Linked DNA regions of Homo sapiens: region 2 is linked to region 1. Evidence: chromatin loops called from intact Hi-C (ENCODE). Cell type or tissue: ascending aorta. All regions are shown on one strand. Each heading gives the region's core, and the rest is flanking DNA. Links, peaks and the distances in the headings are about the cores only.

Region 1 (2,921 bases), core at 252-2,751:
TATCTTTACCCAAGTGCTCTGTACCATTTTGGAGGAGACTGCATGTAGTAGCTGGTGGGACTTGTCCTGGACAAGGATATGAATGTGGCAGAGTTACCAATAAATACACATATTTAAGGAGAAAGATGGCGTAGGGGTAGGTCGTGGGTACCTAGGGAGGTGTGAGGACAGGAAAGCAATTAAATACATGGTAGGTTGTACTTGGGACAATCATTGTTAAACAGATTGGATGAGAAGCCATGGTTAGAAATTGTTGGTAGGCAAAGATCAGCAGAATGATGGGCCAGCTGGGATTTCTTTTGAGATAGGGATTTGATGAGCAAGTTGCCAGTAATGACCTGAAAGCAGATAGTACTCTCTGGGTCCCCGACAAGTTCACTGAGAATGCACTGGCTCATAATTATCTGGACAAGTTTATAACTTGATTTTATGTAGGGCTATTAACATTCCCTATCTGTAGATTTGTTAGATACAATTGTTACTTTTGAATAAGGTTTATCCACTTGTATTCTCTTGAATTCTGAATCTGAGTGATTTGTTTCCCTTGTGTTAAGTAGCTATTTATTCATTGCCCACTATATGATAAGCATCTCATCAGGTCTTTGTAGATTTCCTGTTTTTTCCACCATGGCTTCCTGACCTGAACTCTCTGCCGCTGTATTCACCTTTGGTTTTTCCAGATGTAGCCTACCTTGTATTTATTTTGGTTCCTCTGCTCCTTGAGTATATAGTACAGTGGTTAAGAGCAGGTCTCTGGAACCAAGTCTATTTGCATTTGCGTCTCAGCTTCATCTTACTAGCTGTGGAGTTACAGGCAAGTTATTTAACCTCTCTGTGTCTCAGTTTTCTCATCTATAAAATGGGACTAATAATAGTACAGTGCGGGCTGGGCGCAGTGGCTCACGCCTGTAATCCTAGCATTTTGGGAGGCCGAAGTGGGCGAATCTCCTGAGGTCAGGAGTTGAAGACCAGCCTGGCCAACATGGTGAAACCCTGTCTCTACTAAAAATAAAAAATTAGCCGGGCATGGTAGCACATGCCTGTAATCCCAGCTACTTGGGAGGCTGAGGCACGAGAATTGCTTGAACCTGGGAGGCGGAGGTTGCAGTGAGCCGAGGTTGCAGTGAGCCGAGGTTGCGCCACTGCACTCCAGCCTGGGTGACAGAGCAAGACTCTGTCTCAAAAACAAAAAACTAATAGTACCGTGCACGGGGTTTTGTGATGATTAAATACAATAATATATAAAAAATGGTTAGAACCTGACTCATTGTAAGCTCTCAGATGTTAATAGTAACTTTATATGATGACTTCTAATTCTCAGAGCTTTTGCCTAAGTAGTCATTTTGCTGGGGAGGCTGAAGTTCAGGGAGATACAAAGTGACTTTCTACAACGTGATGTGCTGTTATCTCACTACCTAAATATGTTTTTTCTGTTGATACAGTATGAAAGAAGTAATACTTGTTCAGAGTTGTCCACCTCTGTTTCTCATAGGAATGGCAAAAGTATATTTAAAAGGGTGAGGGAGGCTTTAGAAAGATGCTGTACATTGATGATGGTAATAAATATTCAGCAAGCATTTGAGTTCCTCTGGAGTGCCAGGCACTGTGTTAGGAGTTAAACACGGTCCTGACTTTGAGTTGACAGGCTAGTGAGTAAAGCAGACAGGTAAATTGATCGAATACTCATTGGTAAGTGTTATGATTAAATGCAGATACTGTAAGAACACATAGGATGAGACTTTTACCCAGATATTTTGGGGGTGCGTTGTGGAATTGGGTTAGAGGAAGAGGTAAATGTGATACATGAAATAATTTTGCTTTCCTTCTCAAAAATAAAAAGATTTTGAAGGAAAGTTTCAAATGTTTGGAGTCTCTTAAAATCTTCCCAGGGAAGTTAGTAATGATGTCTTTTTTTCTCATTAATAAATGTTTCTGTAGGAAATCTGTTATCCACTTAGTTGTGCCCATGTTGGGGTTTTTTTTTCTTTTTAAAATAATGAATAAAAACAAGGATTGGCTTGCTTATTAGTTTACTTTTCACTGTTATATGCTGTTTCCAACAGAGGCTTCTCTTTTTGTTTTGGCTTCCTCTAGAATAGAATGTAATTTCATAGTACCTTTCTTGTCACCAAAAACAAACAACAAACAAAATCCTCGAAAGCCAGAAATCAAAGGATTGCCTTTTTCCCCCCTTTGACCTAATAAAAGAATATATTTAAATGTTAATGTCAGAGGCTAGAAAAAAATTTCATAGGAGGGTCAGGTGCAGGGGCTTACTTAGGCCTGTAATCCCAGCACTTTGTGAGGCTTGAGGCAGGAGGGTTGTTTGAGCCCAGGAGTTTGAGATCAGCCTGGGCAACATAGCAAGACCCTGTCTCTACAAAATTTTTTTTAGAATTAGCCAGGCCTGGTGGCATGTGCCTCTAGTCCTGGCTACTTGAAGCTGAAGCAGGCAGCTTACTACACCCAAGAGGTTGAGGCTGCAGTGACCAGTGAGCTATGATTGTGCCATTGCACTCTGAACAGAGGGGAGACCCTGTCTCATAACATTTTTTTTCATAGGAACTTCTTGGTAATTGATTTTGAGGTAGGAGTGAGTGTTACACTTTGTGGGTAGGATAAAGAGGAAGGTCGGGGTTTGTGAGGATTAGCTACTAATTAACCATCAATTAGTCTTGTTTCTAAAATCTCATCTGTATGTAAATTGGCAGAGGATTTTTTTTCTTTTTGGTCACATAAAGCTTTGGAGTGTAGATGTAATGACATTTGAGATGTACACTGATACAAGAGATTCTTTATTATAAGCAGTGGAATTTAAAATTTGTTTCTTAATTAACCACAGAAAGCAGTCTGGGTCCAGAGAAAATTGCTTAGATGGGTCATCACTAAGAAAATTACTGTTGTTATATATTTCCTTTAAT
Region 2 (2,921 bases), core at 98-2,597, 170 kb before region 1:
AGAAAAAAACAAACAACCCCATCAAAAAGTGGGTGAAGGATATGAACAGACACTTCTCAAAAGAAGACATTTATGCAGCCAACGGACACATGAAAAAATGCTCATCATCACTGGCCATCAGAGAAATGCAAATCAAAACCACAATGACATACCATCTCACACCAGTTAGAATGGTGATCATTAAAAAGTCAGGAAATGGCCAGGCGCGGTGGCTCATGCCTGTAATCCCAGCACTTTGGGAGGCCGAGGCGGGTGGTTCACGAGGTCAGGAGATTGAGACCATCCTGGCTAACATGGTGAAACCCGTCTCTACTAAAAAGTACAAAAAATTAGCCAAGCATGGTGGCAGGCATCTGTAATCCCAGCTACTCGGGAGGCTGAGGCAGGAGAATGGTGTGAACCCGGGAGGCGGAGCTTGCAGTGAGCCGAGATTGCGCCACTGCACTCCAGCCTGGGTGACAGAGCGAGTCTCTATCTCAAAAAAAAAAAAAAAAAAAAAAAAAGGCAGGAAACAACAGGTGCTGGAGAGGCTGTGGAGAAATAGGAACACTTTTACACTGTTGGTGGGACTGTAAACTAGTTCAACCATTGTGGAAGACAGTGTGATGATTCCTCAAGGATCTAGAACTAGAAATACCATTTGACCCAGCCATCCCATTACTGGGCGTATACCCAAAGGATCATAAATCATGCTGCTATAGCGATACATGCACACGTATGTTTGTTGCGGCACTATTCACAATAGCAAAGACTTGGAACCAACCCAAATATCTATCAGTGATAGACTGGATTAAGAAAATGTGGCACATATACACCATGGAATACTATGCAGCCATAAAAAAGGATGAGTTCATGTCCTTTGCAGGGACATGGATGAAGCTGGAAACCATCATTCTCAGCAAACTATCACAGGAACAGAAGACCAAGCACCGCATGTTCTCACTCATAGGTGGGAATTGAACAATGAGAACGAACACTTGGACATAGGGTGGGGAACATCACACACTGGGGCCTGTCGTGGGGTGGGGGGAGGGGGGAGGGATAGCATTAGGAGATATACCTATTGTAAATGATGAGTTGACAGGTGCAGCACACCAACATGGCACATGTATACATATGTGACAAACCTGCACGTTGTGAACATGTGCCCTAGAACTTAAAGTATAATAATAAAAATAAATAAATAAATAAATAAATAAATAAATAAATAAAAACCCATTGCAAACTGCCTAGAGAATTAAGTACAGATTAAAATACCACCTGCCCAAGCCCATTAGGATTTCAGTCTCCATTCAAGCAAACAGGCCTCCTACTTAAAAAACTGACCTGTTGCCTCTACCTCCATAACCCACCAGGTGGGGCTGCTGGGCTGCCACAAAGGAGGCTGGGGAAATTTCCACGCTGTCAGGGCACCCACAATGCTTTGAAGGGTGCCAAGAGCACCTTAGCTTCATCCTAAAGAATGTAAATATTTCAGGTTACCCATAACCAATAGCACAGTGTGCTACCCCTGGGTCTTCCCACCGCTCCCCACCACCTCATTAATTTCCCCCCACCTCCTTACATCACTCCAGGGCATTCTGAAGCGCTGGTAAATTGAGAACTATTGCTTTAGATTTTCCAACGTGGTTGAACTGTAACTAGAGAAGGTTCAGGTCCTGGTTACTGCTCTGGGAATGTGCTTTTTCTGGAAGACATCCTCTGCACAATCCTATCTCCCTGGGTCCAGGGTTTACAGTGAACTTTTTTAAGGTAAGGTATTGTATTCTATTAAAATGCAAATAATCTCAAGGGTGATGTCTTAGTCTGTTTGGGTTACTATCACTAAATTGAGTGGCTTATAAACACCAGAAATTATTTTTGTTCAGGAGGCTGGAAGTCCAAGATCAAGGTGCCAGCAGACCAGGATATGGTGAGGGTCCTCTTCCAGGTTGCAGACCGCTGACTTCTTGTATCCTCACATGGCGGGAAGAGGGTGAAAGAGCTAGGGTCCCTTTTACAAGGGCACCAATCCCATTTGTGAGGACTCCACCCTCATGACCTAATTACTTCCCAAAGGCTCCACCTTCTAATGCCACCACATGGGGGGGTTGGAATTTCAACATCTGAATTTGGGGGAGACACAGACATTCACTCCATGATAGGAGATAAGCCATTGCCAATCATTAAAGTTTGAATTAGGACACTAGAGTATTTTATAGTTTGGTTACAAGGGAAGGAAGAAAGATGGATTCAAACATGGAAATCTGGGTTTCCATGAAGGGCTCACTGCAACTTGCAGTCAGAATGAGGACAAGAAACATCTGGGGTAGGACAAGGCCAAAAGCCAGAGGATGGCAAAGGACACTCACCTTGCATTGTTATGGTCCCTGGGGTATCCCTAGATGTGCAATGAGACAGGCCGGTATAATGTTTAAACCCTCTCCTCTTCCAAAAATCAGAGAATCTTGCTAATTTTTTTTTTTTTTAATTGAGACTGAGTCTCTCTCTGTTGCCCAGGCTGGGAGTGCAGTGGCACGATCTCCGCTCACTGCAAGTTCTGCCTCCCGGGTTCACGCCATTCTCCTGCCTCAGCCTCCCAAGTAGCTGGGACTACAGGCACCTGCCACCACGCCTGGCTAATTTTTTGAATTATTTTTAGTAGAGACGGGGTTTCACTGTGTTAGCCAGGATGGTCTCAATCTCCTAACCCTTGTGATCTGCCCGCCTCAGCCTCCTAAAGTGCTGGGATTACAGGCGTGAGCCACGGTGCCCAGCCATTGATATAGTCTTTACAGACTTATCCTATGCTATACTGATTATGTGCTTTTACCCTCTCTAAATATATACTACTTTTCCATGTCATTAAATTATTCTTTTATAACATAATGTTTAATAGTTGCTTGCATAAAAGTGCATTGCATGAATGTACCACAACTTCT

Evidence for each region. Hi-C counts contacts between places; a loop is a spot of excess contacts. Peaks named below come from ENCODE experiments on the same cell type or tissue, not always from the same donor. Only the 100,000 strongest peaks of a DNase experiment are listed, where the experiment ranks them.
Region 2: it touches region 1 in a loop (4-fold over the local background); 26 of 110 quality-filtered maps call a loop at or near these places.

What each region holds. Positions count from the first base shown.
Region 1 is chr10:32,041,266-32,044,186 of GRCh38, reverse strand. The region is part of intron 2 of KIF5B (kinesin family member 5B); the gene reads left to right. Among named protein-coding and RNA genes, the nearest start is that of KIF5B, 14 kb to the left of the region's middle. In ascending aorta, for the core only: no CTCF peak of the experiment used is centred there; no DNase peak of the experiment used is centred there; H3K4me3 peaks cover 1,115 bases; H3K27ac peaks cover 2,206 bases.
Region 2 is chr10:32,206,116-32,209,036 of GRCh38, reverse strand. No RefSeq gene overlaps it. Among named protein-coding and RNA genes, the nearest start is that of EPC1, 140 kb to the left of the region's middle. RefSeq lists enhancers at 1,202-1,496, 1,242-1,536. In ascending aorta, for the core only: a CTCF peak has its summit at 1,359 (motif pointing right); a DNase peak (open chromatin) is centred at 1,376.